3 separate regions of the Mus musculus genome follow, and regions 2 and 3 are each linked to region 1. Evidence: chromatin loops called from intact Hi-C (ENCODE). Cell type or tissue: heart. All regions are shown on one strand. Each heading gives the region's core, and the rest is flanking DNA. Links, peaks and the distances in the headings are about the cores only.

Region 1 (10,330 bases), core at 1,389-9,388:
GGCGTAGAGAGAAGCAAGAAGAGCGTCCTGGACTCTGGGCCAAGAAAGCAAGGGCCAGAGGGCTGCACAAATGGGTCCTGAGCAGCCAGGACGGCACCAAGGATTTAGTAGTAACTCAGAATTATTGGTGGGAGGTCGACTCTAGCAGCAGAGAGGCTAGGCAGTCACCCAACTATTGTGCTGCTTATTAAAATATAAAGACTATGTGTGTGTGTGTGTGTTTCATTCAGGAACATAAACCATTGAGGCAGGTAGCCCGTTGCACCTTGCTTGGCCTTCCCTGCCACGGCTCAGTTGACTTAGCCTGATATTGGTGACAATGAGTCCTTTGCTGATATCAGAGCCAGTGTTTCCAGGCTTCTATCGGAGAGTAAGGGACAAGGGATTTGGAACTGATGCGGCACCTGGCTTCAAGGACCAGGCAAGGACCAGGTTCTTGACCTCTCATGGTATAATTTAGCCAGCCATATCTGCATTTTTTTAGCATAAATTGACTTTTAAAATTCTTGAATAAGAACCAGGGGGTGGTAGTACATGCCTTTAATCTCAGCACTTAGGAGACAGAGGCAGGTGGATCTCTGAGTTAGAGGCCAGCCTAGTCTACAGAATGAGTTCCAGGACAGCCAGGGCTACACAGAAAAACCCTGTCTCAAAATAAAATAAAATAAAATAAAATAAAATAGCCAAACAAATCCAATACTTTTGCTTCTGTTCCTCTCAAAAATTCTGATTCACATCATATTAATTAGATGCTCTTAATAACACATGTTATAACAGGCATAAGTAATATGGTTTAAGGATCCAATTGCTATCAGAAAGAAATCGGGTTCTAGAGAGGCATGAGGACTAAGAGGAGAAAATCACAGATGGAGGGCCCGGCCTCACAAATTCTCTCCTGTGTCAGTTCAAAACCTGCAGCAGTTCCTGATCGCATCTAGATGCAATCTCAATCCAACCACCATGTGATTGAGGTGAGCCTGGCTAATCCAACTGGGAGAAAAGAAAGAGCTGGTACTTTGGTTTTCTTCTTGTTTGTATATCCTTAAACTTAAGACTCTCACATTCTGTACATAAATGATATTATTACTTCCATTTCCCAGTGGAGGAAATGAAGTTCAAAAGGAGAAATGAAGTGTGTGTGTGTGTGTGTGTGTGTGTGTGTGAGAGAGAGAGAGAGAGAGAGAGAGAGACAGAGACAGAGACAGAGACAGAGACAGAGACAGAGACAGAGACTTAATAAACCAGAGAGGTGTCAGGAAAAGGAACGAAGAGAAGAAAAGACAAACCAGCGTCCTAGCTGATGAGTAGCTCAGCTGAGGCCAGAGACAGGAAAGTGATCAGAGTGTGTGGGTGTTGCCTGAGAATGTTATAGATTTAGTTCCAAAGAATTGAGAAAGTGCTCAGAAATTAAAGATAACTTGATAAGTCGCCAAGAAAACTCAAAGTGTAACTCCCGTCCATCTCTGTGCCTCTGGGCTACTAGGCTGTAGAGACCGCCCAGAGTTAGCATAGCCATTGAGAAATCCATCAGACTCCATCCCTCCAAGGGGATGTCCTCCATGTCCTCCAAGGATACGCACGGGTCTTCCTTGTAAATAACAAAACAACAACAACAACAACCACAACTCTCCCCTGCTTAGCTGCAATGAGACTTGAAGCAGTCTGCACAGTGGGGAGATAATCGGCAGTCATGCTTCTGCTAGATTTTTCTCAAAAGAGTGCCCTAGCTGCCCAGGTCCTAGGGCTCTCCTCATGGTTCTATCCACCAGTAATGGCTCCTTGGTACGTCAGTCTCTTAAAATGCACAGTGCACAGTGACCACATGCTGATTTTTCTGCTCTCTTCCTTATTTCCCACTCACATTTCACTATCCACTACGTGTCATGTGAGACACACATTTTTATCTGAACACGTTTACAGAGCATGCATTAGCGCTTTGCACTATACACGTTTTAACATATGTAAATGGTATTTCCTCATTCTCTCATGGCTTCTCTGTCATCTCGTCCTGCTTTGTGATCTCATCATGCTGGTGAAGCCATATTTAACCCATTGCTTCTTGCTGTATACAGTACCCCATTATGAACATTCAGGCTGTGCCCAATTCTATAGCAGCACAGACCTGCTTTGGTGCTCCTTATAGACCAAGATGAGAAATTCTACGGTCTACAACATCTCAGGAGTGAGCATTACTGGACAAAGGGAATGTGTGCTCATAAATTAGCTGAGCTGTGCCACCTCCACAACGGGAGCACCCAGCAGGGGATGGGAACGCTCGGCAGGGGATGGGAGCTCTGAAAGCCAAAGCCAGAGTGTAACCCCTATGCTTTAATGGAAACTATCTGCATTTGTACATTCTCTAACATTTCTTAGCCCACTTTCCTCATGTATAAAAATGTAAGTAATGCCTATTTCACGGGTTTATTGTGGGAATTAAATGGGAAACAAAAGTGCTTTAGCACATTCTTGGGCATTTAGTGACCGAGTGAGTGGAGTCCTGGGGTACTGTGTTTGACTTGCCCGGAGACTGCATCTTCAGGGTAGGTTAGTAGAGTTCACAGACCTCTGCCTCACTGCACAGAAGGGAACAATTAAAGTGGAGGGACCCAGGTCTGTGCTCAAAGATTTACTGCAGAGAGATCCAAATGCAGCGCTCCAGGTTCCTGAGGCTGTTTCTCCCTCCATCCAACGCCCTAAGAGTGACCACAGCAGTGCTAGCACCCCATCCAGAGTGGCCACAGGAAAGCCGAATCAGCAAATCGGTCTCTGCTCACACCATGTACTGTACAGGGTGACACACTTCCTTCCATGGAGTGAGCTGTGTCTGGAGTTTTATCTGGACTCTGAGATCTTTAATATCCACTTCCTAAAATGCACACCGTGCACCAACCAGTCTGACCTAGAGCTAGCATCACATGTGTGAACTCTCTCCTGTTCCTGGTCCTTTTATCTTCCACAGACATCATTCCATCCCTCAACAAACCTCTTACATCCCTATCTCCATCTCAAAGTCTCTTTCCTGGTAGCTCACTGGCACAGTAGAGGAAACACAATGTGTATTTATATGATAGTCCTGGTGTCATGTCATGTCCGGGCTTTAAGACATGCACTGCCAGAGTCTGTAATGATATCAGGGGTATGAGTGCATGGGTACTGAACTGTGTCTTAAGACAAGGCTAATTCTTCACAAAACCCATAGCGTTCTTTATAAGAATTGGTGGGCACTGGTCCATGTTATTATCTATTTAGTGACGTGAGCCAATGTCGACTGACAATTAAACATCTATTCTATACCAGTTCATTCTTTTCAGATGAGTCTTATTTGGTATTTTTTCAATATCTTATAATTTTTAAATATATGTATAGCTAGAAGTATATTTACCATTCACTTTTTCATAAACACCTTGTCTCCCATGCTTTAGCTAATAGAATCAACAGGTAGCACTTGAATAAATAATACCCACAATCCATTTCAGCTCTATAATTCTTTCAATTAACTAATGAAATTTCAGAATATGTAATAACCACAAAATAATAAACCGAGAATTACCAAGTTTTAAAAAAAAAATAGTCCAGTATAATTCTTTTTAAGATGAAAACCTAAAAGTCAGAGGATGTATAAATATGTTTAAGACTACAGTTTTTCTTTAAAGATTAAAAATTTAGTATATAATGTAATCATACAGCAGGTTATTAATTCCTACACACACACACACACACACACACACACACTGAGAGGGAGGGAGGGAAAGAAAAGGAGGAAAAAAAGACATAAAAATCCTTGTTAAAAAATAATTACCAACCAGGAGGAATTTCAACACCCAAAGAGATCTGGCAGTATGTGCAAATATTTGCTACTGTCAGGGCCAAAGGGGTGTCACTGGCCTCTAGTGGACAGAGTACAAAGACTCTGCTGAATGTCCTGTCACTACAGGAGACAACCCCAAAAGAAATGGGTATGTGGCTCGAAAAGGAAAAGGCTGTAGTGAAGACCCAACTTGTTTTATTGAAAGCAAAAGGCAATTGGAACAATCTACGCTTGACTTCACAGTAATTTGTTTCTTTATTGTGCTAAATAATATCTCTAATTTCTTGAAAGGAACCTAGAACACCAAGTGAAAAGAACTGGTCAGAGCAGATCTGCTCCTTACACACGGAGATAGAGGTTTTAACATAGTATCCAAGGACCTCCTAAGACAGAAATGTAGGTGGTACCTTGGAGATCATCTGTTACTCTAATGGAAATGTACCATCCAGTCTAGAAGGCTCCCCCCCCCCATACCTGCTTATTCCTTCTACAAATATAGAAACTTCTTTTGAACTTAAGAGAACATATTTTTAAGTGTCCATTGTATGATTCCCCACTCATTCTTTTTTCACAACACAATAAGTCTACATGAAATGTCCTGATCCTGCTAAGTAAGAGTAGCATGTCTCAGGAAAGATATTTCCTAGAAATATCTTCTGATTTTATGTTGTTACGACTTTGGAAGATTGGATTTTTTTAACTGTATCTTTTGAATAACTAAAATTCAATTTGGTCATTTAAAGGTCTAAGATGTCATTTTAAGTACCACCGGAACATATTCATGGGTGCTTTAACTTTGTGGAAGTTTTTTTAAAACCAATTGAATCTTTATTTGACAGTCAATGTGCGCCCTCTACCGAACAGGACATATATAACCTCGGATATGTCTTAAATCATAGGACAAATCAAACCACAAAACACACACCACTGCAAGCATCTTTCTAGTTCGTTTGAAAAATAAATAAATAAAACTATAAACCTAACATATTCTTTGACTTAAAAAAATGAAGATGAACTGTTCCGTGCACATTAAAGAGACCCACTATGAAAGAACTTCCAGAAAACCCCTAAGCGACAGTGGCAATAAGAAAATTACAACCACTGCTATTCAACGTTTAAGACCCGAGCTGTATTTAATACGGTATTTATTCGGTATAGCCCCTTTGCTTAAATACGCGCTTCTGTATCAGAGAGAGAAACAGTTACACTTTTACACTGTATCATCGATTCTAGAAGTTTTAAGCTCTCAAACATGATGGTGAATTGCCAACAAACAAAACCTACTGTGGTGGTTGAAGCGAGTACCCCGGGGATTATCAGAAAGAACAAAGTTCTTCCCCCTCCAGCTGTGCATTACCAGATCCCTGAACACCAGGAAGCTGGTCCATCCGCCCGGAGCTGGGACCTCCCGCCTGAAGAGGATGTGGACAGACCGGTGCAGTGCGGCGCGCCCTGGGCTTGCTTCTCTGGCTGGGGAAGCACGCTCTGGTGTCCCAGCTCTTACCTGCGCTCTAACCAGGAGACAGCTACTGAGAATCAGCCATCCACAAATGTAGGTGAAAGTCTCCAGCCAGGCCATGTCCAAAACTGCCCAAGGCAAAAGCAGTCTGTATCCCAGGCTCGCTTACTTGTCCAGTATGGACCAAACTTGTGATGGGGAGCGAGGCACCGCTGGGCAGCTGAGGCGCGGGAGTCACTAGCCAGGACTCTCGGGGGTCTGGCTGCCTGCGCCCCAGAGTCTGGAACCCCGTCCTGAGGGCTCTGGGTGGTCCCGCCTTCTACCGAGGACAGCTGCAGGGAGGGGGCGGAGGACGCCAGTGCGTCCTTTGCCAGTCACTCAGTCCGCAACCCAGGAGCTCAGATGCCATGCGATCCCGAAGCAGGGCTGCAGCCAGGCTTGACTCTCGGTGTGTCTGCTTCGCTGCACTGGGCTCTGAGTCCCCAAGCCATCTCTGGGAATGCCCTAAGTCCTCAGAGGAATGGCCCAAAACTTTCCTCCTGCCCAGATGCGCACTGACCATCTGCCACCAAGATGCCAGTGTGATAAAGGCTTCCTGAGACCTGTAGGGTTAGTCTCTGCAGCTACCCACAGCACAAGTTCTCCGATTCATTTTCTCCTCACTACAATGATATGGCAGATATGGGAGGGGTGTGTGTGTGTGTGTGTGTGTGTGTGTGTGTGTGTCACACAAATTACTAATGAGAAATAGCATTTTGACGATAAAAGGACTCAGTCCTGTGGAAGCTCAAAGTCCCAAAAGAAATATTTCAGTTATTTCTAGCAACATTTTGTTGGTTTTTTGCTTGCTTGCTTGCTTGCTTGCTTGCTTGCTTGCTTGCTTGCTTGATTTTGTTTTTCAGTTATGGGTTATTGTTTGTTTTTGTTTTGCATTTTGGGAGTTTTGCCTCTGAAGACACGTTCTGATCAGGACGGACTGGTGCAGTAAACCGTAGCTTCTGTCCTCCAAGCTCACCGAAGCTCCAAGCTCACAGGGTTTTGTGTTGATCATCAGGTTTTGCCTTCAATCCTTTAAATGCAGCTCTTAGAAAGGCGTGCTCAAAATGAAAGCTTATAGCAAATACTCCAAAACCACTAGCTTCTTGCTAAACCCTCTTCCTGTACTCTCACGTGCTTTAATAGTAATTTTGTTCCTCAGAGTTGATGGTCAGAACATGGTCTGCCTGCCCCTTCTTCTCACTGTACCCTCCCATGGCAGAAACTGTGAAGGTATCTCTCTGGGATCCCTCATCAGGGTATTGCTACTATTTATTGGACCCTTAGATTGCAAGCATATGAATTCTGGGAGAACATAAGCGTTAGGTCCAGTTGTACACTCAAAACTTTATCGGGAAAGTTGAGTTTAAGATGCAGCGCCCTCTAAGGGAGATGCTCAGTAAGTGTATATATTATAGTTACTATTGATGATGGTGACGATGATGGTGGTGGTGGTGATGATGAATGATGATAATGATTGTGGTTGTGACAACTCAATCTATGACTGAGCAAAGGACTATGTTGAATAGAAGAATATTGTCTGTACTTGCAATATTCTGTATAACCGCTGCTATGGCTGTACACCTTTATTCTCACCTTAACTTCTAATACTTTAATCAATGTCAAGGGCTTTTTTTTTTCCTTTTTAATGTATCTAAATCTACCAGTGTTTTGTTTTGCAATGCTATGGATCAAATCAGGGCCTCCAGATACAAGTTAAGGTCTACCACTGAGCTAGCTCACCATTTTATCGTGTCAATTTTATGCCAAAATATTGAATACTTGTTTTTTGTATAAACTGGAAAATGTAGAATCTTTTCATCAAAATCGTTTCTCATTCTTTTGTACCATTAATAATTTTTAATTAGCTTGTTTAAAGTATTCAATTTAATAGCAATTTAACAGGTTCTCTAAGTACCCAGTATCCATGTAAGACTCCTACTGTCCTACATTGGACGCCAAAAATTTTTCTACATAAAAAAGTAACATTTTTAAAATAACAAAATAGCTTCTCATTGACCAAAATACAAGTGACTCCCCCTCCCCCGATTAAACTCAAGGATGTGGAAACATGTTTCTTCAAAGGATTCCTTCCTCCTAGAGATTTTTTTTAAGTCATAAAATAAAGTATGTCACCAAGTAGTCAGACTACAAAGGGGCAGGAAGGCTTCCAGAAGATTCTGATATTGTCTTCAGTAAAGTGGGGAGATTTTCTGTAAGATTAAGGTGCCAACATCTTTCAGGCTCTAAGGGCCCTGGGAGCCAGTAGTCCAGGAAGCCTACTTTCATCCTGTCACAACAAATGCTAGTGCAGACCCGTGGGCTAATGCACACAGCTCTGGCTTCCTGATCGGCAGTTCCTCTCTTTACAAGTCAGGATTTTCCAAGCAGCAAAACGCAAATAATCTGGAGGCTTTTAAGAATAAAAATGGCTGAGACAGATAGACAGCTATCAGACTAATGAATAAACATACCATTATTTACTAAAGAGTCTATTTTCATATATGTGTGTGTGTGCATATTCATTTATGTGGGGATGCCTCCTTCCCTCGTGTGTGTGTGTGTGTGTGTGTGTGTGTGTGTGTGATTTTTTTTTTCATGTTTTATTTTGTTTGAAACAAAGTCTCTTATTTGCCTGGAACTCACCAAGAAGGCCAAGCTGGCTGGGCAACCCATCCTAAGGACATCTGTGTCTTCCATCTCCCAAGCACTGGGGTTTCAAGCATGCACCATCCCTTCCAGACCTTTCCACATGAGCTCTGGAGACCAAACCCCAATCATTATGCTTACTTTTGCCGGCTGAGCTGTCTTCTCGGCCGAAGAATCTATCTTTTTAATGGGGAAGATCTTTTGAAGGCTAAAAGTTTAATAGCATCCTCTAAAATCCCAAGTGCAGCTCCCCAGAAGGGTTAAGGAATAAAGCGGGAGTTGCAGCTGAGTGAGCAGAGCCTCTTGCCATTTACCCAGAGAGGAATCCCATTCATCAACCCCAGATGTCAAGGACCTCTGGCAAATAACTTTCCAGTTCCCTCAGCTGTAATATCTGAGCCTCTGTCCTGGAGGTCCTCTGCCTGGAGCTCTGGAAAAAGGCAGCAGCAACAAAGAGCAGGGAGAATCCTGGGCATTTACAGGGAGGAATGGGCCAGATACATCTATCTATAAGGAAAGAGGGCCCCACAAGGGCAGTGCTTCTGTCTAGAGACCATGCTGATGTGAGAACTGAGATAACAACCAGGCCAACAAAACTCCTATCATCCACTCTACAGAGTTACATAAATGACAGCAGGCTTGGTATCTGTCAATACCTTCATAAAGCCTATCAAATTCAATTTATAATTAACAATGTACAAAGCCTAGTATAAGATACTCAGAAATTAATTTGTAGCTTTAGAAAACATAATGAAAAGTAAGCCATAGCAAATTTTAAAGTTGCTCTATTGGGGATTATAGGACATAACTAATGAACACAGGGCCCACCTCAGCCAAGATAAAGCCTGAAGAAAATTAAAAAGTTAGACAATTGTGCATTTGGCAGTCCTCCCTTCAATCCATATTTTCCCTAACTTGTGAAATAACAAAAGCCTTGTGTTTGTTTCTTGAATAATTATGTAAGAAATCTCTTGTTACCTTACTGGCTAACAAGCCACCTGACACCTCCAGCTTGCTTCCCACAGACAGCCTTCTTCTACCTGCTGTTTCCTCTTCATTCTCTATCTGTAGTTTTCAAATATGTCCTCCAAATCTTCGGACATACACTTTCCCCTGAGAGCCTCCAAACTTACTTGCAACGTGGTTTTGAAAGTTCCATCATGAAAATGAATCCTGGAGGTTAAAGTTGGAAGCTGATGATTTTGTATGCCTGGGTCAAATTCTACTGTAGTTTCAAGCCTGAGCATCTAAGAGCTCAGATAGGGAGGAGGCTCAGACCACCAGCTCTCAGCAGTGATGACTAGATGCCACCAACCACCAAACTCCTGTCCTCGAGGTGTGAAGAGCTTATCTGTCTCCTAACGTAGACCATAAAAATAATGTTTCTCCTAATCGTTATGCCAGCTGCAACCTGGTGAGTCCTGTCCAGTGTTGGCTGGACAGAAAGCTCACTCTGGGCACCCTTTCAACTCCATGTTTTCTTTCTAAAATCATATGGCATTCTCAGAGGTGACTCATTCTTTCTCCAGAATTGGTGAGCATCATAGATCCATCCCCCAACACAGACACACACAGACACACACACACACACACACACACACACACACACACACACACACTGGATCTTGGAATATTGGTGCTTGAAAAAGTCCCTCAACTTCCAAGATTTCAATCATTCCTACACATTTCCCACCATACTTCTTGCCATAAAAATACCTTTAATGATAAGAATCATCCCCCAAGAAATGAAGTTTACATGAAAAAAAATGTTTGAATGAGCCATCATCAGAAGCTAAATGGCTGACCAAAATAATACCTCATACTTTCTAGTTTTATTATTTTAGAAGTTTCTTTTATGAGCATAAAGTTTGGAAAACATATCAACAAGATAACGTTATCCTCCATCCCCACCCCACCCCCCAAAAAACCCTAAAATATTTGTAAACCAAGGTTCCGCTTTAGTGGTGATAGCCATTTACACAGGAAAGTCCATTGACATGGAGACAGAGCACAGCAGGTGTGGAGACCCCAGCCTGGACAACCACTTTTGACTTCCTACCTCCTGCTGCCCTTAACATTTGTCTGGAATTTCACAGTGGTGGGGAATGCCTCCCCTCATTCAAATTTTCATCCCCCCACAGAGATAACCTGCCACTCAAATCCCCCCCCTTAGAAAGAGAGTCTTATTCAACTGAAGGATTTGTCACATTTCAGCACAAGTAAGCATATGCTCCCAATATTGTACCCAATAACACTGAGACGATAAATTAACCTAAATTACAAAAGTAGCAGCCCTTGAATGTGAAGACGGATTAAGAAAGAACACTAGACAACCTACTTGTTTATCATACTTTAAAAGAATGTTCAGGAAGCCTTGA
Region 2 (10,330 bases), core at 895-8,894, 340 kb before region 1:
GATGTTAGATTACTACACAGAAACCAATCACAGTTAAGTAAAAGTCCTGCTATGGAAATTGATCATTTTTAAAAGACTATAATTTAACACCCAACTGTGTATAAGAATAGGGAGCTGGCTAAAGAAATGCAAACATAAGGACCTGAGTTCAGATCTCCAGCATTCACATTTTATTGTTGTTTGTTTTTGTTTTGTTTTGTTGTTTTGGGGGGTTGGCTTTGTGTTTTAATGTCAGAAGCTATAGCAACAAGGGCCAAGTCATGGCTGACATAAACCATTTGAGCTCCTCAGTCCTGTTCATTTAGACAGGTACTGAATAGAGTGGGAACATTTGAGGCTGACAGTTCTGCTCTCCATCACATCTTCCCTTCTAGGAATTTTCCTTGTCTGGTTTATCATTTCTCCACAACCTATTGAATTGTTCTCTCCTGCCAAACTTTCTACACTTTTAAAACTCTTCCAGCAGTCTTTCAATCCTCTATCAAGGTGCTAGCCAACGATGGAGTTTATTGTTCCCTTTCTGCTTATAAATAATCTGCTCAATCACTTAACAGATGAAGCAGAGACAGATAAGTTTGGAGAGACTAAGAAAAAATAACAACTTAAATGAGAGAAGTGTGGAGTAAAAAAAAAAAGGAGAGAGAGGAGACAAAAAAGGAAGAGGAACTAGAGGAAAGGAGCATAGAGGTTAAGTCTGGTTCTTTCTCCCAGAGCCATTTTCCCAGAAATAGGTCTCAAACCCAAAATATATTTACATTTACCTTGGCCGTATTACTAGGCTCTTCTCTGACTAGATATAACTTATAATAACCCATTTATCTTAATCGACATTTTGCCCTGTGGCTGATTTGAGCTCCTCAATTGCTCAGGTACCATCTTGTCACATCTTTCTAGGTCAATTTCCTACCTGCACTCTCCCAGGATCCTTTCTGCCTCCCAAATGCCACACCTCCTATTTCCTGCCTAGGCTATAGACCTTGTTTGTTGTATGGAATATGCTCTACACATTTTTCCACATACATACACATAGCCTTTTAAATGTACTTTACCACATTATATTTAGGTTTGGCTTAATTTTACCCAGGGATTTTGATATTTATTACCTACTTCATTCTGACTACAAGTGGAAAGGAAATCTATTTGTCTCCTTGTCACTTCAAAGTGACATCTTTACTCTCATCTTTAGGCTGATATTATTAGGAAAGTGTAGGTTGACACACTCAGCACATTATTAAACTGTTACTGAGTTACTATCACTGGAGTTCTTTGCTGAACTGTTAAGAATGGGAAAATTTCTATCACTGACTGCAATAGTGAGCAGAGATCCCTGAGAATTCTCTAATGTCTGCCTCTGTGATTCATGAAATGACACTGTCATAGGGGAGGGAGTATTATGAGGCTCATTGAAAGTCATTTGCCACTTGGACATTTGCCTTTATAGCACCCCCTTTAAAAAACAAACAAAACTTATTGGAGAGAGAAAGCATATGTGTCACAGGGCATGTGTAGAGGTCAGAGGACATTTTATTAGACTTAGTTCTCACTTTCTGCTACATGAGTCCAGAAATTGACATCAAATCATCTCTTGAGTTTCTCCTAGACCCCTATCATCATTAAAACAAAACAAAACAAACAAACAAACAAACAAAATCAGTCCAAAAAATCAATATTTCTGATCCTTATTTGGCGTTCAATCCAGCCTTACTAACTCACAAACTCCTTTTCAAAACTGAGAAGTTGGACTGAGAAGATGACACCGTGGATAAAGTGAATGTAAGGATCTGAGCTAGGATCTAGTATTCCCATCCACACATCTCATGTAAAGTCATACTGACATGCATCTGTAATCCCAGACTCCTGGGTTGGGGTAAAAGGCAGAGACATGAGAATTCCCACAAGCTTGAGGGCCAACTAGCCTGCATATGCAATAATAAGTAATATGCCCTGTCTCAGATAAGATAGAAAGCAGTGACTAATGTCCACGGTTTTCCTCTGAGCTTCATGTATACCCTATGGCACTCACATACAGACACGTAAATAAATACATAAAGTTTATTTACAAAACAAAACCAAAACTACTGGCCCTTGCAAAAGCACAGGGCTCCCAGTGAGTCCTATGTTAATCATGTCTTGTTCCTTCATCCTTTTATCCCTGGTTATCACTCACACCAATACAATTATTAGTTGAGAAAGCTTCTGAGCATTCTCGTCCCACCTTTCCAGACAATGATGAACAGGTAAACGACCTCTCTAACCTTGTCTCCACCCCTGAGGAGTAGCTGGTCACCATTCCGCTCTCTGCCTGGATGGATGCTGTCATGTGAGGTGGAATTACACCGTCATCTCATCTGTATACAGCCCATCATCTCTTCTCATTCTGACCCTTTCATTATCATTTTCATTATTATTTTCATTGAAATGCTTTGTTTTCTCTTTCTGTGTAACACACCTGGAATTTTAATGTCTTCAATGGAAGGTGGACAAAACTAATGAAATACTAAAATAAAAATGGGGATGCGAAATTTTTCATGAATTTTAAATCTTCCAAAAAGCTATTACTCAACCCCCCTGTGTAATTTGTTTAATCATAGGTTAGTGGCACACTGCTATAGAAATAGTTGCTTGGAAACATGAATATTGTGATAGAACATTTAGAGGCCTTTACTGAACCACCGATGAATTATAACCATGGAGCTTTAAATTGCTGAGCTGTTAATACAGTGTCCAGCTGTGGCAACTGTAACATGGTCCCATTGTTGAGCATACACCGATGTCTGCCTACATTATTCGTGGTACTACATAATTATCCTTTATGATGAGAGGATTCTGTGTGTCAATCAGCCACCTGGACTCATGTCATTCTCCATTTTCTCTCTATTGTGTTACTTATGATCATTTTCATACAGCATTCACTTAAGATACAAAAAGGCATGTGCAGAATAAAGTCACAAGTGGACTAAATGCCAACCCCCTCATCCAGTGATGCTCTGCAGGTATCTTCTAAGTATAGTTCAGAAACCATCCTGTTCCAGAAATATATCTATACAACTGTATGTCATTATAAATGTTTACTACTTAACCACCATAATAATTATTTACAGATTAAGTATATAGACACAAACTAATAGACAGTCTTTGAACTAATGATGCTAACCTGGGTGACTTCAACTAGGAGTGATTAGTCAGAGAATAATTTCAGTTAAAAATGTAATTATTAGCTGGCAAATAGGATTTAACCCTCACAGATGGTCAAGGTATTATTTACCATAGCTTTCTAAGGTGTGTCCAGCAAGGATAATATACATGCTATGATGTTTATATCCTTTAAATTCTGAGATACTCCATATACTTCACTGTACCCTCCACCATCAATAATCTGAAGCAGTGAAGTTTGACTTTTATGTAGCACATATACTAGCCTCTTACTATAATTAAGCTCCACCATCAGATTTTTTTTTTCTTTTTTACCTATACCAAACACATAGCACAGCACCTGGCAAGACATAGACACTCTCATCAAACATTTGTGAAATGATTGTTGAAAAGGATTGTATCTAAACTGAAGATTCAGAACCTAATGGGGCACATAGCAGCTGTGTGAAATGAGGGGTGGTCTCCTCAGTGGACGAGATGTGTGTGTCTGAAGTGTTCTGGGCTATGCTGTTGTCATCAGTCCCACCTCTAACTTGATAATGGACTGATTTCTCTCAGACAGCAGAACATTTAGTCAAACTTGCACTACCCCATATTCTTTTGCAACTTTGAGTCAGATAAAAGACGGACGCAGCGTCTTCTTCCAACCTTTGAGTGGTACCAGAAGAATTACACAGGTTTCCTCTCCACATTGCTCTGCTTTCGAGTAGACATTGGAGCTGCCTAAACCCATACTTGTACATGAAAAAGATGTGTTCTTATTTCACCAATGAAGTTGAAGATTGTTTTGCTTGTATGGTACTATATTTCTAAAACATATAATATTCATTTCCACTCTCTTGCTATATACATTGTCTTTTGATAAACCCTAACTTGGATTCTGCCAGAGATCAGTGTGCCTGAGTTTGTCTCTCTTATTCAATCTCACTCTGACACATACTGGGGAAATTCTACGGAAAGAGAGAAGACCAAAAGTGTCTTGTGTTAACAGCTTCTAAGTCACTTTCATCCTCCTCTTAGCCCCATCCCTGTGGATGTTCTCTAGAATTCCATCCACAGTCATCTCTGCCTCTCACTTTATCTATTCACAGACACTACAGCCTTCAAATGTCAGCTGCATGCTAATAACGTTACCTTATTAGCTAATTCATTCAAGTAGGTCAGAGCATGTGCAAAGTAATATTTATTTAACAAGTAAAATGAAGAAATGACACTGCCAGCATTCAGATCACATGGAGAGTCACACACAGTACCTTTTCTTTCATAGCAAGACTCCTGATACAGCCCCCCAGCTGCAGTGATTATAAGCAAATTGTCCAATGCTCTCCACTAACGTATATGCGTCTGTGTGTGGGTTGTACATGTGTGGTTGAATATTTCTTTGGAGTCCACAAGAGGGAGCAGGAGTTACAGGCATGCAGTGACTTGGAACTAAATTAAGGTTCTCTGCAAGAGCAGTCCATATTTGTAACCACTGGACCACCTCTCCAAGTTCTGTGAGATTAGTGAATATTCTGCATATGGTTTTGATTCTTTCAAGTTCCTCAAAGTACATTTTATGACCCAGCATACAGTCTTCTTTGGTGAATATATTCTGCATACTTGAAAAGAAAATTGGATATACTGTCTTAAAAATTCTAATTTAAATAAAATGCTTGCTAGTGTAGGTCATCTGTTCAAAGACAATTAGTAAACTTTTCACCATGTTGCTGAATCACTTGTTTATATGGTTTTAAATTTTTCATAACTATTGAATATTTGTCCTTTTAATTTCTACATACAAATCTGTTTCAGACACTCTAGCAAACATTGTCAGATACACTTCAACTGTTGTGTTTGCTTCTTTTTCCTGTATTTGCCTTCTCTGTTTTTATTTGGATTATTTACATAATTCCACTTTTCTATTTTGATTTTCTCATTCAAAATTTGCTTCTCTATATTTTGACTAGTGCATGCATGTACATATGGATGTAGAGACAGAGACAAACTCTTTCGTAGTTCAGTGACAATAAATGTAGCATAACATTTTGTGAAACATAAAATCCATGCCAGTCCCTCAGACTCCTCAATGTTACTTATCGTATCAGTTACATCAGCAATGATGAAGTTTTATTTTAAATAATCAGCTTTTAAATACTGAATTATTTCTTTAATTTTATATGTACCCAAATACTCATAACCAATATAGGACTGCTGGCAAGAATTCTTCTAATTGCCCATTATTATTTACTTTTCTCTTGATTTACAATGAATAAATCCCCTGAGTAGAGAACTCCAATTTGATCATTCCTTCTTATTCTTTTTTACCTTCCTTATTTAAAAAAAAAAAAACAAACAAACAAAAAACCTTTTTACTATTGTCTGGCTTCTGTGCTTTCTTACACTAAATATTTTATTATTCAATTCACCACTTTATACATGAGTAATGAAAGCAAAATGACACTTTCAGATAATTTTGCATATATGTGAAAATTATATTCAATGATGAATTTAAATATGTCATAATTCTATTGATCAGAATCAAATTTCTGGGAAACTTAACTATGATAAATTAACCAGAAAATAATGGATCTTGTTGTACTCACTGCCAGTCAGAATTATTGAAAAAAACTGAGGTAACAAAGCTTATACTTTGTTTATCAGTATGATTTTTCAAAACTCTTCCACAGATCTCAGCCACAAGGAAACTACTTGTGTTCTGTAAAGATGTGTTACAAAGAAAGACACTGAAAAATAGCCAGATACTTCAAATAGTGTTTAGTGACAGAAGTTAGAGATAGTAGTAACCATAGCCTCCTTTCTTTCTTACTTTATCTTCTGAATCTATACTTAATTATATGTATATAAATCTTGTAAATAACCCTAGCTAGGGAGTGCAAAGGGAATATACTTTCAATTTTATAGCTTCTATGCTAAAAAAATGGAATAAAATATACATCATCCAACCAAACCATTCTTGTACTTTTCATACCCATGAAAAGGCTACAACACAATATCAATTACTACAGCTCCCTCAGTCTGGCACTATGTAATGAAAGATACTTGTCATTACTGTAGAAATCTAATTTATTATTAGTGTCTTTTAGTCTTTACTGATTAAAGAAAAGCAGCAAAAGACGATAGATAGAGCCTAACAACTGTAGCCCGAAGTTTGCAAGTTCAATGAGCCACCAATGGCAAGGGATTTTTTTTTCTTTTTTTTTTTTTTTTTGACTCTCTCAGAGAGTGTTGATAACAAATTTCATTAAAATCTGTTCATCAATTAGCAAATTAGAAATTATCACCACAATCATTAAGAGTAGCAAATGTTTTCTGGGAAATAGAAAATGGCTTTGGAATTCATAAAACAAATGACTAAATTTTAATTAAGCAATTGGCATGATAAAATTTTCTAGAAAACTGAATTAGGCTTCATACTTTTAAATAATTATTGGATCAAAGAATTATATAATTTAGAATACAGATAAACAAATAACAAAATTATGGCATAACGTCATGCTAAACAGTGCACAACTGTGTTTTTAAAAGTTGTTTGTTTGTTTGTTTGTTTGTTTGTTTGTTTGTTTGAGACATTGTTTCTATGTATAGCCCTGGCTGTCCTGGAACTCACTTTGTAGACCAGGCTGGCCTCGAACTCAGAAATCAGCCTGCCTCTGCCTCCCGAGTGCAGGGATTAAAGGCGTGCACCACCACGCCTGCCTGTCTTTTAAAGTCTTATTGAACATGTTAGAAAAAGAAAAAAATATTAAAAATCGGTGGGCTAATCTGTCATCTCAAAGTCTAGATAAAGATTTCTAAATTAAAGTCTAAAGACTATCAAAGGAGAAAATAATTAAATGAGAAGTGCTTAATGAAATATAAGGCACATTTGCATTAGCAAAAGGCAACATACATAACAGAGAAAGTGAAATAAGTTCAATTTTGGCTCTAAAGAAAAATGAGAAAAACAAAACACAATTTAGCAATGTCAGAAGTAAAGGAGGAGTATCACTACAGACCCGTAAGAGATGGGAAGAAAAGTGCGTGAAGATGCCATGGATGTTAGGAAAGCCATGTGCATAACTAGATCTGTTTAGATTTTTTTGAAACTTAACTTGCAATCAAATACATTCATATTAAGTGAATTAAGCCAGTCTCAAAGAGACAAAGACTATATTTCTCTGTATTGTATTTCTAGATTTTATAAAGAAAAATAAAATCATCTCTATTTATGACATGAATGTCAGTGAAACTGTGCAGAGGATGCAGGAACTAGGAAAGGAGGGGAACAGGGGCTGGAGTAATCTCCGTGTAGAGTATAGATTTGTGTAAATTTTTCACATCATTTAAAAAGTAGTTATAGAAAGAAGTGAATATCAAGACCAACAAAAGTAACAATAACACAAAATAACAAAATGTATACCACAACTCTGTTGCTTATTAGTTTAATCTATATTTTAGTTATACCAAACTTTAAGTCAATTCCTCCTGGGCATAGAGTCTACCCTGAGAATGAGCTGATAGACCCAGTAACACCAGATTAGAAAACTGATAGCTTCTTGGTTAAGCTTGGGACTTTTTGTCTACCTTCTGTCCTCTGTGCCAGGACTTTGTCTGACTTGAACCTGTGCAGGTCCTGTGTGCTGTCACAGTCTTTGTGATTTTGTGTGCACATAGAACTAAATCAATAAATTTAAAGCTTTTCCATAAAGAAGCTTTCTAGCACACAACTTTCATATTCACAGGAATCATTTCAAATATTTAAAGAAAAATTAGTCTAGCATAATCTATCAGAAATTTTACCAAAACTAGAGAAAGTAAGTATTTTTCTTAAATTGTTTTATGAGGTCAAAATATGGTACACCAAAATCTGGAAGGACTTGGGAAAGACAAGTTTGTAAGCCAATGTGAGCGACATGTGAATGGACAGTGCGCTGGCTGGTTTACGTCAACTTGATCCAAGCCAGAGCCATTGGAGAGGATGGAGACTCAGCTGAGAAAATGTCTCCATAAGATCTGGCTTTAAGGCATTTCCTTAATTAGTGATTGATGGTGGGGGTGGGGAGCAACAGTAGGTGGTGCTATTCCTGGGCTCATGGTCCCTGATTCTATCATAAAGCAGGCTGAGCAAGAGATGGGAGCAAGCCTTTCTTCCTCAAGTTGCTTTTGGTCATGGTGTTTCTTTGAAGCAAAAGAAACCCTAAACTAGATGGCTAAGAGGATTCTCACGGGAACATACTTTACCAGTATTGGAAAGCAAGCACTGAAGCAATGCAGTTTGTGTCTCTGCTTTGAACATCAATTTTGGTCTGCTAATTCACCTCATGATTTTTGAACCTTGCAGAATAAGGAGAAATGACAGGTCACTTCAATGGCACTACTGCTGTGGTATAGAACTCAAGGGCTAAACCTTACCTTTTGAATTATTGAGCTTTATCTGTCTTAAATGTCTAGTTCATACTAATAGCCTTTGGTACTAAGTATACCTAAACACAAATCTTCATAACTATTAAAAATAATATAGATAATTCTAGTTATACATGACTAACCTTATTATCTAGTCTTATTTTGATTACAAAGACTAGTGAAAATAATATGTCATTCACTACAAAGGCCTCTCTCATTTACGTGTGTAATATATATATATATATATATATATATATATATATATATATATATATATATATATATATATATGGGGTGGAGATACATACATTAGTGCATGAATTTGCTGACATGTGTGTGTGCTTGTGTACTTCTGAGGTCTATGTTAGATATCTTTTCTATCCACCTTAACTTTTTTTGAGACATGGTCTTAAGTTGAACCTGTTACCTATCATTTTAACTAAGCTTGCTAGCTAGCAAGCCCCAGAGATTCTGCTGTTTCCTGCTGTTCACTGGGATTACAGAAACTTGACACTAGGTCAGGGTTTTAAGTAGATGCTGCAGATCCAAGCTATGGTTTTCATTTCGAGCATCAAGCATTTTACCCACTAAGTTGTCTCCTCAGCCCCGAGCCCTCATAATTTTCACAATTTAAAATAATATTCTTACTTGCTAATCATTCTATTTCAATCTTACAGTCTCAATTTAAGACACATTTCACTATATACTTAACTTCCTTATTACTTAACATAAAATTACATTTCTTAGGGGGAGGGGAAATGGCTTTCTGGTTAAATAGTTGTAACATAATTGAAGAGATAGTAGAACCCAAGAAGATCTTCATGAAAGTGAAGTTATAAACAAGAATCTGGCCATCAAAATACAACATTCACATTAATACAGTTTGTCTGTAGCAGTAGGAAAGACTCAAATCTTGCTTGCAATGCATTTTGGTGTATTGTATATTTCTTTTCCTTTTGTGTTTTCTCTCTCTTTCTCTATCTTTTCCTCTCATTTGTTTGTTTTTAGACTCACTGTCATTATCAGCTCTGGCTATCTTGTTACTCCTTCAAGTGTCAAAAAGTCCTCAAACTCCCAGCATCCATCCTGCCTCATCCTCCAGGGTGCTGAGACTATAGGAATGTGCTATGCCATCCATTTCTGTCTTCATTAGAGAAACGGAGCAGCTGAGATGACTTCAAAACATTCCCATTTAAATCTGGCTAACAATTAACTTCATAGAATTTCATGTGTTGTTAATATCATTGTATAAATAGCATGACAATTAGGGATCTAATAAATATGTTAGGCATGTCCTTATATAAGGATAATTTGTGATTAAAAAATAAGACCTATTATTCACAGACATGACATCTTAGGAACTGCTGTAATAGCCAACTTAGAATCTGGGCTATAAAATAGATACATTTCAAATACTAAATTATCATAGTTGCATGAAATGGTTGACTCTTCCCCAATGCTGCCCCATTGCTTACCCCAGGGAAGTGAAGGCATATGTGGTATAGGACTGTCTGGAGAGGTGCTAAGGAAGAAACAGTCCTCTAAATCCACAAGCACACTTAGTAAATCAACAAGAGCTCTAAACTTGTTAGTACATGAAGTGACTAAATGTTCACATAGATTTTGGATAAGAATCAAGTATTTGGAGTGCCTATTTATAGAATGCTTTAATAAAGAAATAGTGACATCTAGAGGCCCTAGTTTACACATATTGAAAAGTCGGAGTATTTACAGAATGAGAAAGGTACAAAAAGACATAAAGATTAGCTCAGTACATTCTTCAGGCATAATT
Region 3 (10,330 bases), core at 1,285-9,284, 1.3 Mb before region 1:
TTTGTTGAAGGATTACTTTCTTGTTTTTTCTAGGGCATGGTTTTCGTCCTTGTATTGTTTTTTTTCTGTTATTATCCTTTGAAGTGCTGGATTCGTGGAAAGATAATGTGTGAATTTGGTTTTGTCGTGGAATACTTTGGTTTCTCCATCTATGGTAATTGAGAGTTTGGCTGTATATAGTAGTAGCCTGGGCTGGCATTTGTGTTCTCTTAGTGTCTGTATAACATCTGTCCAGGATCTTCTGGCTTTCATAGTCTCTGGTGAAAAGTCTGGCGTAATTCTGATAGGCCTGCCTTTATATGTTACTTGACCTTTTCCCCTTACTTCTTTTAACATTCTATCTTTATTTAGTGCATTTGTTGTTCTGATTATTATGTGTCGGGAGGAATTTCTTTTCTGGTCCAGTCTATTTGGAGTTCTGTAGGCTTCTTGTATGTTCATGGGCATCTCTTTCTTTAGGTTTGGGAAGTTTTCTTCTATAATTTTGTTGAAGATATTTGCTGGCCCTTTAAGTTGAAAATCTTCATTCTCATCTACTCCTATTATCCATAGATTTGGTCTTCTCATTGTGTCCTGGATTTTCTGGATGTTTTGAGTTAGGATCTTTTTGCATTTTGCATTTTGCATTTTCTTTGATTATTGTGCCAATGTTCTCTATGGAATCTTCTGCACCTGAGAGTCTCTCTTTCATCTCTTGTATTCTGTTGCCGATGCTTACATCTATGGTTCCAGATTTCTTTCATAGAGTTTCTGTTTCTAGCATTGCCTCATTTTGGGTTTTCTTTATTGTGTCTACTATGCTTTTTAGGTCTAGTATGGTTTTGTTCATTTCCATCACCTGTTTGGATGTGTTTTCCTGGTTTTCTTTAAGGACTTCTACCTGTTTGGTTGTGTTTTCCTGTTTTTCTTTAAGGACTTATAACTCTTTAGCAGTGTTCTCCTGTATTTCTTTAAGTGAGTTATTAAAGTCCTTCTTGAAGTCCTCTACCATCATCATGAGATATGCTCTTAAATCCGGGTCTAGCTTTTCGGGTGTGTTGGGGTGCCCAGTTCTGGGTGAGGTGGGAGTGCTGCGTTCTGATGATGGTGAGTGGTCTTTGTTTCTGTTAGTAAGATTCTTATGTTTGCCTCTTGCCATCTGGTAATCTCTGGAGTCAGTTGTTATAGTTGTCTCTGGTTAGAGCTTGTTCCTCTTGTGATTCTGTTAGTCTCTATCAGCAGACCTGGGAGACTAGCTCTCTCCTGAGTTTCAGTGGTCAGAACACTCTCTGCAGGCAAGCTCTCCTCTTTCAGGGAAGGTGCCCAGATATCTGGCGTTCGAACCTGCCTCCTGGCAGAAGTTGTGTTCCACTCACCAGAGGTCCTAAGATTCCGTGGCGAGTGCTCTGGGGACCTTGTGCGTGTTCGCAGACTCCGTGCCCAAGGTGACCCGGTGCTGTGGCCGACGAGACGGGACTTGTGACCCTGGTCAGTCCAGGTTTTCTGCTTTCCCAATTAATGCTGTCTCAGGTCTCTCATGATTGGATTGGAACAGAAGTTGTGTTCCACTCACCAGAGGTCCTGAGATCCCGGGAAGAGTGCTCTGTGGACCTTGGGGGTGTCCTCAGACTCCGTGCTCAATGTGACCTGGTGCTAGGGCTGACCAGAAGGGATGTCTATGTCCTTTTATTGAGAAATTGAGATCATTAATATTAAGAGATATTACGGAAAAGTAATTGTTATTTCCTGTTATTTTTATTGTTAGAGTTGGGATTCTGTTCTTGTGGATATCTTCTTTTAGGTTTGTTGAAGGATTACTTTCTTGCTTTTTCTGGGGTGTTATTTTCCTCCTTGTGTTGGAGTTTTCCCTGTATTATCCTTTGAAGGGCTGGATTTGTGGAAATATATTTTGTGAATTTGGTTTTGTCATGTAATACTTTGGTTTCTCCATCTATGGTAATTGAGGGTTTTGCTGGCAAGAAACATTAACATAGTAGCCTGGGCTGGTATTTGTGTTCTGTTAGTGTCTGTATAACATCTGTCCAGGATCTTCTGGTTTTCATATTTTCTGGTGAAAAGGAATTTCATATTCTTTTGCCTCATTCTTCCAAGTTCTGGAATTACAGATTCTGATATCATGCCTGAAAATAAAACCCAGGACTTGTGCATGCTAGAGAGGAACTCTGCCGATTTCCTTTATCCTCAATTGCCAGAGAATATAATTCTACATACACACACACACATACACACACACACACACACACACACACACACACACACACACACACACAGAGCACACACACCTGTGGAGATCTATTAATTAATTAGAAGTAGTACATTGGAAATATTCTACTTTTACTTTTCTCATATATTAACTATAGCATTTTAATAAAGAGAAAAGTTAGTAGTTTAGGAGAGGCAAATAAATGCTCAAAAGGAACCACAGTATGCCTGCCCTCTAGGCACTCCACTTTAGGAAGAACATCTAAGCCATTGCCTATCTCTCCAAAGCTTAGATGCCCTAACATGTATTCCATCTGACTAGCTTCACACATAGAAGCACTCATTATTATTAAGGGAATTGGTTATACCTTCAGAGGTCTGTACTGTTAGATGCTGCTGTCATATTAGATTCCTAAATTCTCTCTAATATCTTCCTCCTATGCTTAATTTTGAATGCATAAGGTCAATTCATCATCTTCATGACAACCATTCATGGCCAAGAAATACTTACTGTCCCTTCATAACCACCGGCTTCTTTCCTAACTGGGCCATTGTCCTAGAAATTGTGTGTGAGCATGGGTGCCATAAAGAAATGACTCAAATAGTCAGCACATTGTATTATTTATGTCTTTGCATGTCATACAAAAATGATTTCTTAGATGGCTTGTATCCAAATAAGGGCAGTTTTATCTACATAGACTCTTCTAGATACCTTCACCTTATCCCTGCACATTCCCAGACATTCTACTGTGACAATAACCAATTTGGACTCTTGTAAGCCATAGTTTATTGAAGAAAGTGAATCAATCTGACTAAATGCAATTCCTTATGTAGCTGAATAAGTGCCAGAGTTTAGTTCTCTAAAGAGATGTGTTTTTTAATTGCTTCTCAGCCTTTTGTTTAAGATCAAGTGAAGAGATGTGGTTTGTTTGTTTGTTTGTTTGTTTTCAAGATAGGGTTTCTCTGTGTAGCCCTGGTTGTCCTGGAACTCATTCTGTAGACCAGGCTGGCCCCAAACTCAGAAATCTGCCTGCCTCTGCCTCCCAAGTGCTGGGATTAAAGGTATGTGTCACCACTGCCTGGCTTAAGAGATATGTTTTAAAGATAGCTTTGGGACATGTTTGAAAAATGATCTATCTAATGTAAGCTTGAGAACAATAGTTAGAGCCAGAAATGAGAAAAAAAATAACATTTAGAGGTTAACATGTAAATTTCTTTAGCCTTTCATGATGAAAAATGGATTAGTGGTGAGCCTACAAGAAAGTTTCCCTTTCATACAGTTTTTTTTCAACCCTACCTCCATGATAGCATGCATTTGCACACTGATTCGTGTTTTAAGAAAAAAAATGGGAATGAGTGGGTAGGGAAGTGGGTAGGAGGGTATGGGGGACTTTTGGGATAGCATTGGAAATGTAATTGAGGAAAATACGTAATAAATAAAAAAAGAAGAAAATCGTTAATCCTTTTCCATGGGAACTCAAGAGTTCTTCTCACTGAGAAGGGAGGGGAAGACAAATAGCATGGGACAAAAAGTGGAACAGGGACAAGAAAGCGAGGATAATTGAGGGAGAGGGAAAGAAAGGAAGGAAAAACATCATAAATGCTGCTGCTTTGAGAACGCAGGAGGACAGAATAAGGCAGGAAATTCCTTTTGGCCAGAGAGTCTCTCTAATCAAGAATATTTTCACTGAGACTCTTGAAATTAATCAATCAGATATTGTGCAAATGCAAAGAGTATAGACTCCCTCAACACTGTTTCCTAGCTCTTTAAAAGGCCTAAGCCAAACTATTTGAGCAAACATCTTCTGTGGTATTTGGAATATATAACCCCCATTTTCCCTTTTACAATTAAGTTTTTTTTTCTGATTGGGTAATATTTATTCTTAAACTTTTAAATATGATTCACATTATAAAATTTATGATTAGTTTGACTTACACACACATACACACACACGCACATTACAAGAAACATTAATATATGTAGGCACTGCCTCCATGTATTTGGATCTGCCCCCTTCACAGTGTAGCACAGAACATCTGTACTCGTCAAAGAAGCATATGCTTGTCTTCATCAAAAGCTTGTTGTTCAGTAGTACAGTAATAGGGGACATTTGGTTTGAATCATCTGAGTAATTCAGCCTCTAAAGTAGCTGTCCTTTCACCCTATCCTGGCTCTGGAAAGCTTGCTTGTGACAAATCACATAATGACATTATGTCAACTATCTACATGGCCACACGGAGCTGTTCCCTTATCTATTAGAGAGGAATTGTGGGGGACACTGTTCTTTGTGCCAGTCTTTTTCTTTTCAACAAATAGCAACCGGGAGACTTTGTTTGTCCTTTGTTTTATTTACTTGCTTGTTTGTTTGTAGTGAGACTAGGGTCTCCTTGTGTAGCCACAATTATCCCAGAACTGTGAAGACTAAACTGGCCATGAACTTTTGATCCTTCTGTTTCTTAGCTCACTGCTTATTGGGGTTAACACCATGGACGGCATTATTTTTAATAAGTGTCATCTCACCAAGCAATTACTTTTTTCTTCTATTGGCATTATGGTTTTATAGCAGATCATATTTTGCTAATTACTTTAAGACTCCAGAAGGTCAATATCAAATTTATGGTTCAGAAATAAATCTAATATAATTTCATATTAATTTTTGTGCCAATCTCATCACAAACATAAATATGTACATGTGGCACTATCTTTTCCTAATCTACTTAGTGTATTCTATCTCTTTGTATCATATAGTTTATATGTTGCCTGAAAACAATAAACAGTTAATTATACAAGTGATATTAGTACTTGCAAACATGTTATTTTTTCCTTTGAAATGGACTATGATAACCTTGAAAATTAGGGCTTTATTTTGCAGCACTAATGTCTAATATAATGTAGATCATTTTCATTAGTATTAATGTCTATTGAACCTTAAATCTACACCAAGTACCAAGTAGTCCCTTAGGATTTGTTAAGCTCTAGTGTTAGCCTCTAGAGGGTGCTCCAGTCCCTATTTTTCCTTCCCTTAAATGTCCAAAGAAGACATTTTCATAGAATAGTCCTACAAACCCTAGACACACATAAACATGCACAAAATATACTCATACACAGACAGATATGTATAGATATATACAGATGTATACACAGAAATAGACAAACACACATAAAAACACACATAGCATAACACACAGACACATACATGCAGATTTACAACACTAACACATACAGAGATACAAAACACATACAGACACATAGAGGCATGAAAACTACAGAGAAACGTATGGACACACATACTGATACAGACCCACCGTGACATACACGCACAGACACACACATAGAGACAGACAATCACATACTCATAGAGACACACAGACACAGTCAGAGACAGAAACATATATACACACACATACAGACACAGACAGACATATAGACACACAGACACATACACAGAGACAGACACACACACACATTCACAAAATGCCTATCTTTGAATGCAATGTTTGTCTATTCACAGAATTACTTGGATGAATTAGAATAAATAGAGCCCTCAGTTGCCAAGGCAACAACAGGTTCTTGAAACACTGCAGCCTTCTGTATAGGAGCTGCACTCCTCAGAGTGAAACAAGCTCTTTCCCAGCACTGCACAGTATGGAGGGGAGGGCTGGGGCTCTCGGGCATGTCTGGGTGTCTGCCCACAGCTCAGCAAAGGCAAGGGGCTGACAGGGAAAGAGCTTGCTTTCAGGTCATGCTTTTGCCCTCCTCTGTAACTTCACCTAGCACTTACTAAATCCCTTTCAGATGATCATTTTAAGAAAAAAAAAAGCCATTACTGTTCAGGAAATTGATGTGTTTTGGCAAATTATAATGCAGTTTCTGGAGAGGTTGGTGAGAACTGAACATTTAGTTTTGTAGATAGATTAAGCATTCAAAGTAAGTCTTTTGTTAACCATGAACTTTTTCTTTGAAGGAATTCTTATGATCCTTTAAAAACTGCTAGAAATCAGCTACTAGGTCCTCTGGGATCACATTTAAAAATCTGCCAGACAGTAAGTTACAGACTGAATTCCCATTTTTAAAACATTTTCTATTTCTGAGATCTCTTTAATAGATAAAATGTGTACTTTACCAGAAGGATCTAAATGGTATGTACCCAAGTCACAGGAAACAAATTATTCTAAGAATCTCCTTCCTTTTCCTGGAGGAAGCCTTCCCACTCCCAGAGCATCCCCCACTTCCTGGTTCATCCCAGCACACAGACACAGACACATGGCTTAAGCTCTTAGCATCCCAGGCAGAGGTGAGGCACTTGCGTGGGTACCTCATGTGAGACTTCACATCCAGCAGCTCCAGGGCAGTGACCCGTGGCTCCCCAGCTAGGTTTTGCAGGATCTTCAGCCTCGGCCCGCAGTGCTTATAGAATTCCGTGCAAATGTTCAGCAGAGATTCCCGGGGTCTTCTGAATTCTTCTCGAGAAATTCGTTCATCTAGTTCTTCTCTGGGAAGGCCTTGCCCTTCCTCTAGTAAATGGAGGTTTTCCCTGTGGGATTGGGAAAGATTAACTAGGATTCAGAGAACATGGGCACTTGGTTACTATGAGTGAAGGGTGTCCCATTGCAGAGAAATATGCTTCCCACCGAAGCTGGTAGGTGGTAGGCAGGGCTCCACAGAAGCTCCTTTGGGGGATGAAGAAAATTTATCATCCCAGAAGACCACACTGCAGTGGCTTTCCCAGAGCCATTTCCTCAGGATTAACATGGAAACGGTTACATCATGCATCCACCGCAGGAGTTAGTTAAATGGACATGGTACCCAGGTCTAAAGAAATCATCTCAGTGCTTCAGAAAGGGTGTGAAGACGGAGCAAGTCTTTCCGTACCTGATAAAGTGCAGCTTGGCTCCTTGCTCCGGGTACCTGTGAATCAGAAGAGCAACTGGCTTTAGAGCAAGAAGGGGATTCCTTGGCAGAGCCTGCTCATATCAAAGCCTTTGGTGCACTTTGATAAATGCACATTGCATATTAACCCTTCAAGGTACTGTCTTCTTTCATCAGGTCACCAGATATACAGCAATTATAGTTCCTATAAAACTTGTTTCATTGTCATATGAGGAGCATAAAGAAAAATGTACGAATTGATATAAACTCATGGGATATAGCCAAAGGAGGGGATGAAAAAAAAAAACCCAACAACTTTGAAATCTGTGTCTTATTTTCAAACATGATGGGGAGGAGAGGGTCTCTCTGCTCCAAGACTTGGTGAAGTCTCTGGTCATCTTGGAGTCCAACAGACCCAGCACAAGTGCTACATCATGAAGGCTGCGTGAGTTTATCATGATTTTCTAACCAGCTCTGGTATTTTCTGTATCTCTAAACTATCACTCTTTTCTTATCTTGGGATGTTTTCCTTATAGAGTTTCATATTTAATGCTGTGAAATGTTTGTTTGTTTGTTTGTTTTTGTTTTCAGGATTTGTCTCATCCCTAGCTACTGAACTGCATCTGAGAGGCCACAGAAGCAGAGGGCACAGTGAGTTACCTGGTGTTCACTCCAGACGACATGGTATGGTTGGCTGTGGTGGTTCCCTTGTGACCTTGGTCACTCCTGCTCATCTGTGGGGCTGTCATGGGCCTGCAACAGTAACAGTGGTTTCCGGAACAAAGCAACAGAGGAGGAGACATTTCTGAAATTCTCAAGCTGGGAAGCCCACCTAAGTAAGTTTGCAAATCTTAAAAGGATAGGTGGTCCAGCTTTGAACTCTTCAGTCTTGAGAGGCCATTATCAGACCAAGCTCCTTCCCAGTTCTATACACATAACAGAGTTTAAGTTCTAAGTCTTGGTTCTCAGTAGTAAGGCATGACTCCTCAAAGAAGACTTGTGCTCAAACTGTAAGTGCCAACTGATACTAAGAAGATAACTCAGCAGTTCCTTAGGTGGCACGTAATGTGTTTATAAAAAGGTAGAGAGAGAGAGAGAGAGAGAGAGAGAGAGAGAGAGAGAGAGAGAGAGAGAGAGAGAGAGAGAGAGAGAGAGAGAGAATATGATCTATGAGGGTGTGTGGTGAGGTATGGGGGAAGGGGATATCTCAGTGGGCCCATGTTGAGGCATCCCTTCCCCCTGAGGGACCAGCCACACCATAGTGTAGTATAGAATAGAGCTTGTTCAGGGCATGGGAAAGGGAATTAAGAGGGTAGTAGAGTCAGAGAAAGGCAGAGAGGGGAAGAGAGTAGAGAAGTAGAGGCTGGCCATGAACACATGGAGAGAGGGGGAAGGGAATAGAGAAGGGAAGGGAAGAGGAAGGGAAGAACCCAAGAGGGCAAGAGACAAACAAGAGAACAAAAGAGTGAGGAGGGGGCAAACAGCCCCTTTATAAAATAAGTGGGTCAGGCCTATCTGGCTGTTGCCAGGTAATTGTGGTGTGGAGTTGAGGCAGAATGCTAACAGCAGACAGTTCCCAAATTGTTCTTGCCTTTTCTGCTCTCAGCCAGCCATCCTCTGTGGACCTACAGCTCCCATCATGCCTTTCTTGCTGGGATAGCTCAGCTTTCATTTACACCCAAAAATTGCCTCATAGGACAGCTTCCTGAACTTTGTTTAGGGCTAAACTCTGGTACACACGTGGGGCTTCTTCCCAATAATAGAGTAATATTCTGAAGTTTATATTTGATTTGTAGTTTCTAAAATTACAGTAAAAATCCTACTCTTTATGAGTAATAAAATAATAAAAGAATGCTTAGTTAGAGTTACAAATACACATCTCAAAGTAATTGAATAGGGTGAGCAAGATGGCTCAGGGAGTGAAGCTGCTTGGCCCCAAGCCTGACAAAGGAAGTTCAGTTCCTGGGACCCACATGATGGAAGGGGAGAACTGGTCCTCACAACGTGTCCTCTCTCTTGCCTGCACCCCTTTGTCTCTTTCTGTAAAGGCAAAAAACTAAAAACTAATCAAATAACTAATTAAAAATGTGGCTTGCATCTTCATATTCAATAACAATCCCTTTGCTAAAGATTTGTTTACCACTGGCCTAAAAAAATCTCCATAGAAACTCATCAAGTTATATGTAATTGTGTGTTTAGTAATCATGTAGAAAAGTCATCATTATTGCTACTGTCACTCACTATTCAGAGTACTTAGCACTAAATATCCAGGTAATTTAGGTAGTATTTACAGTTATAAGCCATAAGAAAGTTGTCTGTAAGCCATAAACAAAGGCCAGGTTGGTTAGTCACAACCAGTTTCCTCCTCTTTTCAATAAATACATGTTTTAGGCTGTAGATATCTGCCTGTGAGATTACCTGGTGAGGACCTCCACACTGTACAAAAGGGCTTGTAGTGATGTGGCCAGAGCAGCTGTGGCAGCAATCTCCTCCCGGGCAGCAGGCACTGTCTCTACCTGGGACGTCTGCCTCTTCATCTTCTGTAGGTAGCATGGAACTAAAGCCTCCAAGACCATTAGCATCTGAAGGCTGTAAATACCAGAAAGAAAGCCAGGTCACATTGGACCCTGTGACATCCAGGAGCATGGAAATGCCACCAGGGGAATTCTATTCCCTTTCTTGTATAACACCAAGCAAAAACAATCATGCATTAATTTAGCACCCAGCAACAGGTGAAAAAGCCTCTCTTAATGAAACATGAGCTAAGTAAGAATTAGCTGTTTATGTAAGTGGCTGGAAGAAGAGCAGACTAATGGCAGGGTGCTACAGACCATTCCGAGTAACAGGCTTCGTTTCTCAGCAAAGCCTCAGTTTGAGAATGTGTTAAGGGCAGTTTTTCAGCTGAAGTAATTTTGAGACACTATTAAATCCTCTCCTAAGAAGCTGCCTTTGGAAGCCTAAGCCATTTTGAAGCAAGAGTTGGTAGATACTGTTATTTTGATGGAATCTGGCAATACATCCTTAAGAGAGTGAGAGGACATGCCTCACTGGATAGGCGGCACACTTGGTAGAGTAAAGAGATGTCAGAAACCTCAACTTAAAGAGAAGATTGAACCAAAACACCAAGCATTTCTGCCATGTCTCTTTCAGCACCAGGCCCTGCCTTCTGAAGGGATATCTGCATAGACTCAGAACTCTACGGTAAGAAGGTGACAATTTTCAGAACTTGGTGGGTATGGAGTTAAAGCTATGACACAT

What was found. A loop is a pair of places that touch in the nucleus more often than their neighbours do. Peaks named below come from ENCODE experiments on the same cell type or tissue, not always from the same donor. Only the 100,000 strongest peaks of a DNase experiment are listed, where the experiment ranks them.
Region 2: a loop joins it to region 1, with 2.5 times the contacts of the local background. A loop is called at or near these places in 13 of 42 quality-filtered maps.
Region 3: it touches region 1 in a loop (6-fold over the local background); 6 of 42 quality-filtered maps call a loop at or near these places.

The regions. Positions count from the first base shown.
Region 1 is chr1:65,306,653-65,316,982 of GRCm38, reverse strand. It overlaps Pth2r (parathyroid hormone 2 receptor), which reads right to left and starts at 5,726. Exons shown (of 13, transcript NM_139270.2): 1 at 5,313-5,726. The coding sequence starts at 5,387. In heart, for the core only: a CTCF peak has its summit at 4,662; no DNase peak of the experiment used is centred there; H3K4me3 peaks cover 1,082 bases; H3K27me3 peaks cover 1,704 bases.
Region 2 is chr1:65,648,875-65,659,204 of GRCm38, reverse strand. No RefSeq gene overlaps it. Among named protein-coding and RNA genes, the nearest start is that of Crygf, 270 kb to the left of the region's middle. In heart, for the core only: no CTCF peak of the experiment used is centred there; no DNase peak of the experiment used is centred there.
Region 3 is chr1:66,650,791-66,661,120 of GRCm38, reverse strand. Unc80 (unc-80, NALCN activator) reads right to left here. Exons shown (of 65, transcript NM_001368824.1): 48 at 9,491-9,661; 49 at 7,733-7,825; 50 at 7,076-7,111; 51 at 6,519-6,737. It overlaps Gm39655 (a long non-coding RNA gene), which reads left to right and starts at 7,804. Exons shown (of 3, transcript XR_865491.2): 1 at 7,804-7,908; 2 at 10,223-10,273. In heart, for the core only: a CTCF peak has its summit at 5,177 (motif pointing right); no DNase peak of the experiment used is centred there.